Linked DNA regions of Homo sapiens: region 1 is linked to region 2. The links are chromatin contacts, found by Hi-C or POLR2A ChIA-PET in ENCODE. All regions are on one chromosome and are shown on one strand. The core of a region is the stretch at or near the end of the contact, and the rest is flanking DNA. Distances in the headings are between cores, read along the strand shown.

Region 1 (6,540 bases), core at 1,090-3,589, 99 kb after region 2:
ACTGAAGCTCGGTACCCATTCAACGATATCTCCCCATGCGCCCCTCCCTGCAGCCCTTGGCAACCAGCATTCTACCTTCTGTCTCTGTGATTGTGACTACTCTAGGTGCCCCAAATAAGTAGAATGATAATATTTGTCCTTTTGTGTCTGGCTTGTTTCACTTAGTATAATGTCTTCAAGGTTCATCCATGTTGTAGCATGTGTCAGAATTTCCTCACTTTTTTGTGTGTGTGTGTCGCCCAGGCTGGAGTGCAGAGGCACGATCTCGGCTCACTGCAAGCTCCGCCTCCCGGGTTCACGCCATTCTCCTGCCTCAGCCTCCCGAGTAGCTGGGACTATAGGCGCCCGCCACCGCGCCTGGCTAATTTTTTGTATTTTTAGTAGAGACGGGGTTTCACCGTGTTAGCCAGGATGGTCTCAATCTCCTGACCTCGTGATCTGCCCGCCTCGGCCTCCCAAAGTGCTGGGATTACAGGCGTGAGCCACAGCGCCTGGCCAGAATTTCCTCACTTTTTGAGGCTAAGTAATATCCCACTGTGCATCCATCCACCATAGTTTGTTGCTTATCCATTCATCTTCTGATAGACACTTGGGTAGCTTCCACCTTTGTCCTGTTGTGACAACGCTGCTGTGAAGATTGATGTGCAGCAGCTTTTCTTTTGAACCAGGACATGCCGTGACCAACGTTCTACTTTAAGGATGAGTCCTCAGGCTAAAAACAGTCAGAAGATGCTCTATCCAAGAAGCAACTGTGTGGGAAATTGTCCACCTATAGTTAGACTCTGATCTGTAAAATGGACAACTTGATAGCTTGTCACATCTGTGGACATTACTATTGTTCTTGATCTCAAACTTTTTGTGGAAGCAGAAAGGAAAGATGCCAGCTCATAACTTCTTTGACAGCCTTAGGCAGTCACCATCCCCCCACCCCACCCCTGGTATCCAGGGAGTAGTCAGGATTTTGGCAGAAAACCTTGGGCAGGTTATGTTCCAAATTGCCAAGGTACTATTGACCCACAGCCTGGCTTGGCCTTGACTCATCCAAGTAGGGACAATGACTCATGCTGCCTGTGTCCCCTGCTTGTAACTAGTACCCAATTAATTATTAACTGGTGACACTCCAGACCCAGGGGTTCAGGAAGCAATTCAGCCTGCCCAGGTCTAACAAGGGTAGACAAGTCAGCAGAGGGGTTCAGCTAAAGCAAAGACAAAGCCTTCATTCCACAGCTTCTATCAGAGCAAACAGAACCGATGTGGTTAGCAAGCTCCGGGCCTTTCTGCCTTTGTCTGGAACGTGCATGCAGGCTGACGTCAGTGGGGATATGCCAGTCCCCTAGTGGAACCTTCTTCCCTCAGACCTCACCAGGACTTGGGGACAGGGTCTCCCTCTGTGAACTGAGCAAGAGTGAAACAGGGTGTGTAGTAACTCTTGACATCTTGGCAGATGGTCCCTCAGTGGGGACTGGTTCCTGTAGTTGTCATTGGCGTTTTATAAATCTAGAGACTCTCTGAGGAAGTCAGCCCAAAACGTTCTCCCCTCACTGCTGGGAATCAAGGGAGCGACAAAGGAGCCCAGCCCAGGTGGGTGGCTTTTTAGGAAGATAACTCAGGCTCCTGCGCATCTACCTGTGGATTCTCAGAAGCAACAACTGCCTTGATGTCATCACCGACGCGGATTCAATCGGAAGAACATGAGTTGTAAGAAATCCGATGTGCTCATTCAAAAAGGGAACCGTTGTCACTCCTGAAGCTACACAGAGCTGGCTCTATTGACCCTTGACACCAGCGTCTCTCCTGGCTTTAGAATTGTCTTTTTCAGCCCAGACCTTTGCAGGCCTGCATCCCAACGAAAACCTCCCTCATTATATGGGAACTTTGTTTTCTTTGATATTCAATGAATGTAGCATCTTTCTCTTTGTTCCTTTCCAAATCAAACTGCACCCTAATTCTGGGACATTTGTGGTTCCGCTTGTCTGTTGCTCACATATTTATTGAGTGCCTGCTGATGCACTTGGTGTCGCAGTGGACAGCAGCCACTTCCGTGTGGTCTTCCATCCTAGCCCTTTGTGGTGAGCCCTGGATTTGAGGCCTGGCCTGGTGACTTTGGACAAACCTTCCCACCTCTGGGAGCCTGTTTCGTACCTGCAGAAGGGAGATGGTAACAGCACCTGCCCCATGGGTCGTGGCTGTTAAGTGCGGTGCTATCGAGGAAGTGGTCAGCACAGTGCCATGACTATTATTCAAGCTGGCACTGATTTCTCCATGGTGTGGGTGGCCCTGCAGGAGAGGCTTCCTTCCATCCCACCCATTGTCCTCACTCCTCCTAGAGGAGGGCGCCATCTGCAATGCACATGCGCCCTCTGGTGGTGGCCTGAGTGGCTTCCCTTCAGATTCCTTTCCCTGCAGTTGTTATTACGGAAGCACACCCGTGGCCAGGAAAAAAAGATTTGCCAAGTGTCGTGGATACATTTATGACTTCGTTTATGAACTGCTTTCCCTAAAGCCTCCTTCACAAGGTGTGGCAGAAATGCCACCTCCTGCTGTGGGACAACAAGGGTCAAGCAGAGCCCAGGGGAATCCCGCAGAGCCCAGCTGGGGGGCGAGTGTTCTTTCAGGATTTCTACTCGCTTTGCTTGGAAAATACTTCATAACTATCCCACTTCCTCTAGGGTAAATCAGACTGTGGGAGAAATGTCTAAAATGCTTTAGGAGAAAACCTTTCCCCCTTGGCCCTGAAATCACTTTGTAGTTCTTATGCACACATATTTAACTTCCACTGTGTGTCTCTCCCTGACAAACCTGTGAAGCTGTATCAGGAAACTGATCAGGAAGGGGGCCCACGCTACATGTGAGTGCCCCGTGCCAGGCGCTTCTGGCGGCTCCTCTAATCCTGACACCAACCTGGGAGGAAATGGCTTGTTCTTTCCCTTTTATAGACTAAAAGGCTTGCCCAAGGTCACGAAGCTGGGAAGTGACAAACTTCAAATTCCACACTCAGAGTCATCCAGCTGTTTTCTCTTAGAACCGGGGCCGAGAACCACTGTTTTCTTTCTTTCTTTTTTCTTTTCTTTTCTTTTGTTTTGTTTTCTTTTCTTTTCTTTCTTTCTTTTCTTTCTTTTTCTCTCTTTTTCTTTCTCTCTCTCTGTCTCTCCCTCCCTCCCTCCTTGTCTTTCTCTCTCTCTCTCTTTCTCTCTCTTTTTCTCTTTCTCTTTCTCTTCTTTCTTTTCTTCTTTGACAGAGTCTCACTCTAGCCGAGGCTGGAGTGCAGTGGAGCCATGTTGGCTCACTGCAACCTCTGTCTCCCGGGTTCAAGCGATTCTCCTGCCTCAGCCTCCCAAGTAACTGGGATTACAGGCGCCCACCACTATGCCCAGCTGATTTTTGCATCTTTAGTAGAGATGGGGTTTCACTATGTCGGCCAGGCTGGTCTCAAACTCCTGACCTCAGTGGATCCCCTGCCTCAGCCTCCCAAAGTGCTGGGATTACAGGTGTGAGCCACTGTGCCTGGCCTAGAGCCACTGTTTTCTGATATTCTCCTGTGTCAGGTTTTGTTTCATTTTCAGCCCCTCTGTGACCACTCTTCCTCCTAGCTAATTTGGATTCATAAGTCGAAAAGAGGACTTGGAAGAATAGGACACAAAAGTGTCACTGTTTTCAGAGAATATGATTGTTGGTTTGTTACACCTAAAGTTAAAAAAAAAATTATTCCCAGTAAGAGAATTAAGAAAACTGCCTAGTTAAAAAGTTAAAATAAAAAATTAGTCCTTTTGATATATATCATTAGTAACCTGTGGAAATAAAAAAATTTAAAAATAACCATTAGAGAAAATATAATGGGATAAAACAAAGATCCCATTCATAATAAAAATCAAAAATATAAAATACTTAGAAATGTGGTGGTAAAGTGAAGAAAATAATAAGACTTCAGTGAAGAATTTTTTTAATAAATACTTCAATCAATGGAGAAACATGGCAAAGTGTTCTTGGGTGAGACGTGTTAACAGTTCGAGGTACCCGTCCTTTCCATGTTTCCGTGTAGTTGACTGCACCAGGTCTCAGCAGAGCTCTTTAATATTCTAGTTGTGGTTCCCATACCTGGCTGGACATGCAATCCCAGAGAGCTTCAGGAAATGCTGAAGACCAGGCCACCGGAGATGCTAAATCAGAATCTCTACAGGTGGAACTCCAATTTCTGAGAGTGGGACTCAAGCATTAATATTTTTATGAACTCCTGATGCCCCAAGGGCTTTTTGTAGAGCTCCCCGGCTCCAACTTCAGTCAGATAAGCTCCACTTTTACCCACTCTACTTTTGGGGCTTCCTACAGGATCTCATTTGAGAAAAGGAACACCCCCACCCCATACATTTTAAAAAGAAAAAATGTTTAGCCGGGCGCCATGGCTCATGCCCGTAACCCCAGCACTTTGGGAGGCCAAGGCGGACAGATCACCTGAGGTCAGGAGTTCAAGACTAGCCTGGCCAACATGGTGAAACCCCATCTCTACTAAAAATACAAAAATTAGCCAGGCGCAGTGGCACACATCTGTAATCCCAGCTACTTGGGAGGCTGAGGCAGGAGAATCGCTTGAACCCGGGAGGCGGAAGCTGTAGTGAGCCGAGATCGTGCCACTGTACTCCAGCCTGGGCGACAGAGTGAGACTCCATCTCAAAAAAAAAAAAGTTTCAAAACTTCTTATTTGAAGCACATCCATCTCCAGGATGTACTGATAAGAAAAAAAAAAGTAGGAATTGATAGGTAAAGTTGCTAACATTTGAGTGAAAATAACTATGTAAGTATACACGTCTGCTCCTCTGTGTAGAGTGTCTAGAAGGGGACACAAGGAACAAGAGAACAGCCTTCTCCTCCTGCCAACCAAAGATAAGAATGTTAAAGTTAACATGAGTTTAGTTTAAAATAAAATTTGGGAATGAAAATTTCAATATCATGAGAATATATAAACATTTTAAATGAAAGAATATTAAAACATCTAGTACTCACTCAAATATTGATCAATATGATAGAATAAAGCTCAGAAATAGAAATGTTATACAAAAAGATATTTAAGATAACAGGCCAGTATTACAATTTAGTTGAGAAAAAAAGGATTTTTCTAGAAATGATACTGGCAGAGGGGGTTAATTATTTGCATGAAAAAATAAAAGTAAATTCTAGGCAAGCTAAAGAGTGAAATGTATCATCACATAGGAGGAAGTGGGGGAAAAAAGTGAAATGTAAGAAATGAAATGATAAGAAGAACTTAGTGGGTATTCGTTTGATTTTGGAGGCACTCTAGGAAAATTCTGCCAGATTGTACTACATTTAAAAAAAATTTTTTTTTAACTTTTGTGTGCTTCAGTTTGGTCATAGACAAATGAAAAGGCACATCACAAACTAAAAAGAAAATCAGTTCCTATATATGATAAAGGGTTAATATGTTTTTATATGGAGAGTTCATATAAATCAATAAACAAAACACTAATACCCTGTACAAATAATAGACCTATCAGGCATCGTTTCTGATGCCGTTCTCTGATGAAAGGAACCAGGGCTCCTCAGAGAAATGGCTGATGCGAGGACTGAGAAAATACACAGTATGGTAGGTCAGGCACGGTGGCTCACGCCTATAATCCCAGCACTTTGGGAAGCCGAAGTGAGCGGATCACTTGAGGTCAGGAGTTCAAGACCAGCCTGGCCAACATGGTAAAACCCCATCTCTACTAAAAATACAAAGATTAGCCAGGCGTGGTGGTCCATACCTGTAATCCCAGCTACTCAGGAGGCTGAGGCAGGAGGATTGCTTGAACCCGAGAGGCAGAGGTTGCAGTGAGCCGAGATCCACCACTGCACTCCAGCCTGGGTGACACAGCAAGACTCTGTCTCAAAAAGAAAAAAAGAAAAAATATGTATATACAGCATGATCTTGGAGCATCTTGTCGTGTCAGAAGGAAGTGCTCAAACAAGCAAACAAAAAAAACCTGCTGGGTGGATGTCAAAAGGACGCATGAGCCAACTGAAAGAGCTCTCAGTGACCAAAGCTGGAAATATTTCAGGAACAAAGTCAATGACATAGTACTGGATATAACTCAAGGTATACCTGACTTATACCTCATAAGTATCCATGAGTCCGTACTGATCTAAGTAAATGGTTGAAAAAATTAATAAATGGGAAGAAGAGATCCATCCCTTGTGCAGCAGAATTCCAGATAACATGTGTAGATACTCTAGCCTAAAGGAGGGGGAGCACAACTTCATTTTCTACAAATGGAAGACATCATTTTCACATATCAAATGAATGTTTTGATGAGGGATGCAGTGAGAGGAATTTCCTTAGGTTGCTGGGGAGGGTTGAAACCAGAGCAGCCTTGGAAAGCAGGCTGGCAGTATTTATCCAGAGCCTTAACAATGGCCATAGTTTTTCATGAGGACTCTCTATAGTTCTAAGAACAGAAAGCTGCCAGGTGTGGTGGCTCACGCCTATAATCCCAGCACTTTGGGAGGGAGAGGCGGACGGATCACTTGAGGTCAGGAGTTCGAGATCAG
Region 2 (6,659 bases), core at 3,088-5,587:
CGATTCTCCTGCCTCAGCCTCCTGAGTAGCTGAGGATTACAGGCACGTGCCACCACGCCCGGCTAATTTTTCTATTTTTAGTAGAGACAGGGTTTCACCATGTTGGTCAGGCTGGTCTTGAACACTTGTCCTCGTGATCCGCCTGCCTCGGCCTCCCAAAGTGCTGGGATTACAGGTGTGAGCCACTGTGCCTGGCCTGTGCTGGTATTTTTTAAAAATTGTAGTTGTTACTCTCTTATTAATTCTCTGGGTACAAATTTACACCAATATTCAATGGTTGGTCTATGAGTCTCTTTCTCTATCTTACTCTCTCTTTCTCTCTCTCTCTTTCCATAAGCCTTATTAGTTGTACTACAGCATTTTTGAAGATGTATCCTTTTTAGTAATCAGTATAGCAATAATGATTGTATTTGATGATGAAGCCAGAAATGGGTAGAAAGAGGCACCTCCTCTTCTCACTGACATCAGTAAGATATAATGATGTATTGTCATGGGTCATTGTGTGTGTCTGGCACCTTCTGGCTCTGTGCTGGGGTCAGTCTGGGTGCTGTGGTCATGACCTTTGATGCATGTGTGAAACATTCTGTCAGGAGGCAGCTGGCTGGAGCCAGCGGCGCTGTGACCAACGGAGATACACAGGCTGGGTGGGTCCTGCAGGGATTACTGTGTGTTGGAAGCGGGCGCAGGGTGGGGGTGTCCTGTGATCCCAAAGGTTATGAATCAACAATCAAATTCCATAACAATAAAATTTAATCAGGGCCTTTGCTTCATCAAGTAAATAGATGGTGAAAATTAATTCTTCATCCTTTTTCTCTTGTTCTGATTCCTAGTCATCTGCTGAAATGGGTGGTTTGCATTAAAAAAAAATTGAGCTCTGAACTATGTGAATGGCTAATTACAGATATTTATTTTTAAATATGCTCAGAAAATGAGTAAATGAATGCTTATGAGGCCCATGGCTTACTTCTGGTGTTTCATTATGGAAGTGTTTAAGTATTGCTGTGGGTTGATATAATTTCATATTTGGGAATGCTTTATTATAAGTTATTAGTGAATATTGATTTCTACATTTAAAAAATACCTGTTTACTGGATAACCAGTTGAGTCATTCGTGGGTTCAATTTGACAGACACAGTGGAAATTTTGAATAGTCTGATGCTGTAACCAGCACCATTGAGACATTCCTGCCCTTTGTCAGGGCTCCCACAGTTGGTGTCTGTAGGTGTCAGACCCTGCTCATTGTACTGGCCCCCACGGGACACAAAACACAAGCAGAGCCCACACAAGGGCTGGGAGGGTACTATCCAGCGCCTGACACAGGGTGGTCCCCAAAAACTATTTGCTGACTGGTTAATCCAATTTGCAGAAGTTTCGAGAGGAGTGTTGATCTGAATTCTGAAGGACAGAACATTTGTCTGGTTGAAAAATGGGGATTTTAAAAATATTCCAAATGCTAAGAAAAACAAATCAGTGAATAATTTTACTTGGTCTTGAAATGTTAAAACTAACATTATTATTAAATGAGCAAAAATTGTGGTATAACATGTTAAGCTTCTTTATGTTATCCATAGATACTAGTTTTCCTAAATCTTTTGTGAAGTTCTTTGACCATATTATCTTTTCTAGGTAGAATTTTGTTGAATACCAGAATCTTGAAATCTGATCAGTAAGGGGTTTTTGTTGGGCACCTGCCTTGGGTACAGAGCTCCACTTGGTGTAGGTGCTATGGGGATAGAAGAAAGTACATGGCCCTGTCCCTGCCCAGAGATGCCTGAGAAGGAAAGCTTCCAATAAATGAGCTACCCCCATTTTCTTGCTGAGGGTATTTAACACCGTGGTAAAGAGGAGAGGCCTGCAAATGGATTTGGTTCAGTTCCTTTGTCTGACACTGGATCTGACATTTTAAGCAAATTATTTTGCCTTGCATTGCCTTGCCTCAGTTTCCTCATCTATAAAATAAAAATACATAACATGACCAGGCAGAGTGGCATGTGCCTATAGTCTCAGCTACTTAGGAGGCTGAGGCAGGAGGATCGCTTGAGCCCAGGAGTTTGAGGACAGCCTGGGCAATGTAGTGAGAGCCTGTATCTTAAAATAATAATAACAACAATTACATGATTTTGATGGCATGTGGAAAAGCGTGGAAGTTTCCTTTTGCATGGTGCTTGGCATGTACAAAACACATAGTGAAGGCTGGGTGTGGTGGCTCACACCTATAATCCCAACACTTTGGGAAGCCAAGATGAGAGGATCACTTGAGCCCAGGAATTTGAGACCTGCCTGAGCAACATAGTAAGATCCTGTCTCAACAACAAATTTTAAAGTTAGCTGGGCATGGTGGTTCATGCCTGTATTCCCAGCTACTTGGGAGGCTGAGACAGGAGAATCACTTGAATGCAGGAGTCAGAGGCTACAGTGAGCTATGATTGCACCACTGCACTCCAGCCTGGGCAACAGAGCGAGACCCTGTCTCAAACAAACAAATATAACACATGGTGAGATACTAACTATGGATTCCAGTTTGGGCTGACTCTTGATTTGACTCCTGCGTCTTATCCCCCACTCTCATTCCTGTGACATAATCAGACAAAAATCAACATAATCCTGACCAAGAAACAGTCCTTGCCTGACTTTTCAAAGCTGCAAGTCCATTTTTAGACATGGGCCACCATGCAGGTGAATCTGTGGGAGTGATAACCAGCACTTGGGGCCACCTTGGCAGACTTGCAGAGGGGGAAACATCTGGCAGCTTCCTTTGTTCCAATGGGTTTATTTTAGGCCTCTGAGTCTCTGATACCTAGTGGAAGCCTGGCACACAAAAATAATACTAATCCAGGTACAGCTATAAAACAAATGACTCTTTCAAAGTGGGGGAGGTTGGGGATAAAGCATGTAGCTTGGTTATCCCAGGTTACTGTTAGAAAGGAGAAGCCCACCCTGGGGTAAGGGTCGTTATCCTTCCTGGGATGTGTCTCAGGACAGGCTCAGGCATGACTTGCAGCCAGCACCCCCGGAATGCCCGGCCTTCCTCATTTTGGTCTCTTGCAGGCCACCTTCCCTTAAGTCACTATCGGTCACTGACCTCTTCCCCAGAAAAGGCTTAAGAGGTCTCTAGACTTACAATGATTTCTATGTCCACTCTTAGGAACTTTTATTTGCTCATTTGGGCCAGGTGGCATAAAATCAAATGGTGCTTAGAAGTGACCACACTGGTATCAGGTCATGAAGTGTGCCCCATTTCTGTCAGGGAAGCATTCTCCTGAGAAGTCCTGGTTTGTGCCAAGCATTGTTATCTTGGATGACTTGGGTCCTGGTCCTGAAATTGAGCATGTGCTTAAAATGACAAGAGGGAGTAAATAGGACAAGTAGATAGGTTAGCCTGGTCATTCCTAGGTCAGAGTGGCTTCTGTTGAGAACTGAAAATTAGGCTGAAGCCTTTGCAGAGCAGCTGGACAGATAAGCATGGAGGAGAGTGTATGCACACTGGAGAGGTGGGAAGAGGGAGGGGAGAGGACGAGGCTCAGATAGAACAAGAGAGTGCAGGAGAGGGGCAGAGATGCTGTGGTAGACTCTGGAACCACCAGTGATGCTGCTGTCATCCTGGCAGCTTGGAAGCAGCTATCATCCTGGCTGCCGCATCTGGCCCCTGTGACAGCTGAAACCAAAGGTGGGACTGGCTGGAGCTAACTAGAACTGGTTTTCCGCAGTGAGATTTCACCCCACACAGAAGAAGAGAGAAGAAGGCTCAGACTGGGAATGATTCAGTGACGTGTTCAGCTGCCTGGTGTGTTATAGTTTGAGCCATCCCAGGAGGTGCAAATCTTCAGCACTTTGGACTAAAAACAAACGCAGACTTATGCCCTGACCATTCCAGCGGGCAGCACTTGCTGTCTGATCGGACATGTTTCATTTTAGGAAATTGCTCATTTCTGTTAGTCTCAGGGAGCTATCATGGACCAGGAACTGCAGTCTTTTCTGGTGTGGGAGTCTGGGATCCTAAACTGTTGTGAGACCCCTGCTACATGCCCTTAAGTTTGAAGGGGCAGTTTCAGGAGGTAAAGATTAGGGGCTCTTCTTTAGAAGAGTCTAAGCCTTTACAAGAGTCTTTACGAGACTCTTTCCGCGTTGTCGAAACCCCATAGGTTAAAATGTCTCATCTGTGTGCTCTGCACAGGCACACAGAGGCCTGAGTCGAATTTAAAAGAAGGCACTGGGCACCCAAGCCCTTCACCCTTTTCTAAAAGAGGAGCACATGAGCTTTGCATTGCAGATGCAATTTTTATTTTTAAACACCGTAAGTGATGGCGTGTGAGCAGTGACGCATCCACAGCCAGCTAATCTGTATTGTGTAAAAACACACAAACCACAAATTATTTTTAAAAGGGAAGAAAGCAGAAGAACAGATGCAGCAAACTCCTTGTATCACGTGAATTGAGGAGAAAAACTCCACCAGATGCGTTTCTGAGCAACAGCAGAGGGAACACTAGCATGCCCAGATGGGGCAGGGAGTTCTGTCTGCCTGCTTCTCTGGGGAAGACACCTTTCTTTGTGTCCAATTTCCAGGACAGTGACACTGTCTATTTTTGTGTGCATGTATTTCTTCTTTCTCTTTCTTTAAAAAAAAAAAATTAACAATTACATACATATTGAAAAGTACAGCAGTCAGAGAAGTGTGCAGTATTGTTACAAAGTGAGCCAACCTGTAACTCAAGTCGCAGAAATTTACCCGGCGAAGGCCTGTGTCTTACTCAACACACCTGGGTTATGAAATAGCCTATTATATAACCCAGCTCCCCTTACATTTTTTTTAAAAATGAGATTAACATCTAAGAAGTAACAAAAATGGTACTCCTTGGACCATGACTAGAACTAAATGTTGTTTTCGTGAATGCGGTTAGAGACCTTCTGGATCAAGAAACACAGAGCATCCGAGTGGGAAGCATTCTGTCTTCTGTCCTTGGCTCCAGTAGCCTGGTTGGGCTGCATGTTCTCCATGAGGATGAGTGGTGGCCAGATCTCCGGACCAGGTGGAAGGCTGTGCAGGGCATCCCTTCTCTGTCGGTTTCCTGGGTGGGGCTTGGTCACTGGAGTGGGGATGCGCAGCGAGGGGCAGCTCAGGGCTGGACTCTTCACTGCTGTCTTCTGATGGTCTCAGCTGGAAGCTGCTGGGTGCTAGTCTGCACTGAAGAACCCCCAGCCCAGTGGGGGAGGCAAGCCGGGCACAGAGCAGTGCGTCATGATGGGGGCACAGGATTCCGTGGACATTGGCAGCAGGCATGCTCACCACATCTTGGGGTGAGTGGGATGGCAGGGAAGGGTCCCAGAAGAACTGATGAGGAATGCCAAGGTGGAAGTGCCAACCAGCAGAAGTTAGATGGAGAAGAGGCCCAGAGAGCAGAGTTCCCGAGAGGGAGAGTGTGCAGAAGCCTGGAGCCTGGAGAGGGGAGGAATGAAGGCGGGATGAGGTATGGCCAGAGAGCAGAGGGAATGCCACACAGGAGGACAAAGGAGAGATGCAGCTAGATGAGGAGAGAACAGCCACTTCATGCCAGCCTTGGGAGGTCCCCCGGGGAGTGCGGTCCCCTGAAGGCAGAGGCAGAGGGAGGCCATGGGAAGCACCCAGGGCTGGGCTCTGGGTGTATCTTCTGTGTTTTGATGGAGTGCTGCCCAGAGGTGCTGGGTCCCCTGTCCTAGGAGAGTCCTGTGTCTAGAAAAGCTCCAGGGACCACGGCCTTCAGATGGCCCTGCCTGTGGACACTGCGAGTATTGTTTGGCCTTCAGTGAGGGGCAGTCTTGATCAAGAAAATGTTCCTAGGGCTATGTTTCCAAGAGGAATTCAGAAACCCAGGCCGTCAGGTCCCGTGGTCAGCAGGTGGCCAGCGGCAGAGCGGCCACACCCATCCTGGTGCCCTCTCTTTATGGCTGCCACCTCCCTCTGGGAGGGCCTGGGGGACCCTGACACCATTCTGTGGGAGAGATGACAGTAAAATTAGGCTGTGGACATAATGTGAGCATCTTGAGAGTTCAGGAGCCTCTTATCCCCATTTGCATCCTCAGAGCCCTGCAGGTCCCCACCAGTCCCAGGACTTGCCGGTTCTGGGTTTATTTTGTGTGGTCTTTGAACTCCATATTTTGCGTTCTTTTCATCACAGAAGAACTATGGCTACTTCTATTGTGAGGCCAAAAGAAGACCTAGTCCATCTGAGAGGGACCTGCAGAATTCCAGTTCCATGTGGTGAAGAGGATGTGGGTGTCTGCAGTACTGAATTTGGTAGTATGCTGCTTGCAGTGAATGTCCTCTCATTTGGCACATCCCCCAGGCCCTGAGGGCTTCCGTGGGAACAGCTTTAGCTTCAGATCCAGGTCCAGGCACCATAAGTACATGTTGGAGGAAGAAATCCTTGAATGAATGGATGAATGAGTGAATGATTGAATTCCAGTTTCAACCTGAGGCAGGATATTTGAGTTAGTGATTTTTACCCCAAAGTAATTCTGGCATCCTACTCCATCTCTTCCTTGTGACCCTCTCCAAGATGAGTGTGTTTCCTTTTAAGGTGGGGGCAGCACAGAAGACTTCCCCATCCTGGTTCCTCCTCCTGCCCCCTTCCTTCCCAGGCTTGTTACCTCTGCATTTCCCTTGTATCAGAACCTAAGTCTTC

The links. Hi-C counts contacts between places; a loop is a spot of excess contacts on that map. ChIA-PET counts read pairs that join two places held with the same protein, here RNA polymerase II (POLR2A). Pooled maps may share reads with other maps.
Region 1: a map of CD14-positive monocyte shows a loop between it and region 2 (4-fold over the local background). The contact joins two enhancer-like sites. A Hi-C loop is called at or near these places in 21 of 168 maps with a recorded cell type or tissue (CD14-positive monocyte, CD4-positive, alpha-beta T cell, Calu3 and 13 more), 14 of 37 single-sample maps with no recorded cell type and 19 of 50 pooled maps. POLR2A ChIA-PET finds 5 or more read pairs at or near these places in 9 of 52 experiments (A549, AG04450, CD4-positive, alpha-beta T cell and 6 more).

What each region holds. Positions count from the first base shown.
Region 1 is chr7:36,289,297-36,295,836 of GRCh38, forward strand. All of the region lies in intron 6 of EEPD1 (endonuclease/exonuclease/phosphatase family domain containing 1), which reads left to right. Among named protein-coding and RNA genes, the nearest start is that of MATCAP2, 75 kb to the right of the region's middle. RefSeq lists a silencer at 2,744-3,038. Within about 2 kb of position 2,340, at least 28 of the 41 ENCODE cell types and tissues checked have a DNase peak (open chromatin) inside an H3K27ac peak, as active enhancers do; they include gastrocnemius medialis, where a contact is called at or near this core.
Region 2 is chr7:36,187,899-36,194,557 of GRCh38, forward strand. The region is part of intron 2 of EEPD1 (endonuclease/exonuclease/phosphatase family domain containing 1); the gene reads left to right. Among named protein-coding and RNA genes, the nearest start is that of EEPD1, 38 kb to the left of the region's middle. Within about 2 kb of position 4,338, at least 7 of the 41 ENCODE cell types and tissues checked have a DNase peak (open chromatin) inside an H3K27ac peak, as active enhancers do; they include gastrocnemius medialis, where a contact is called at or near this core.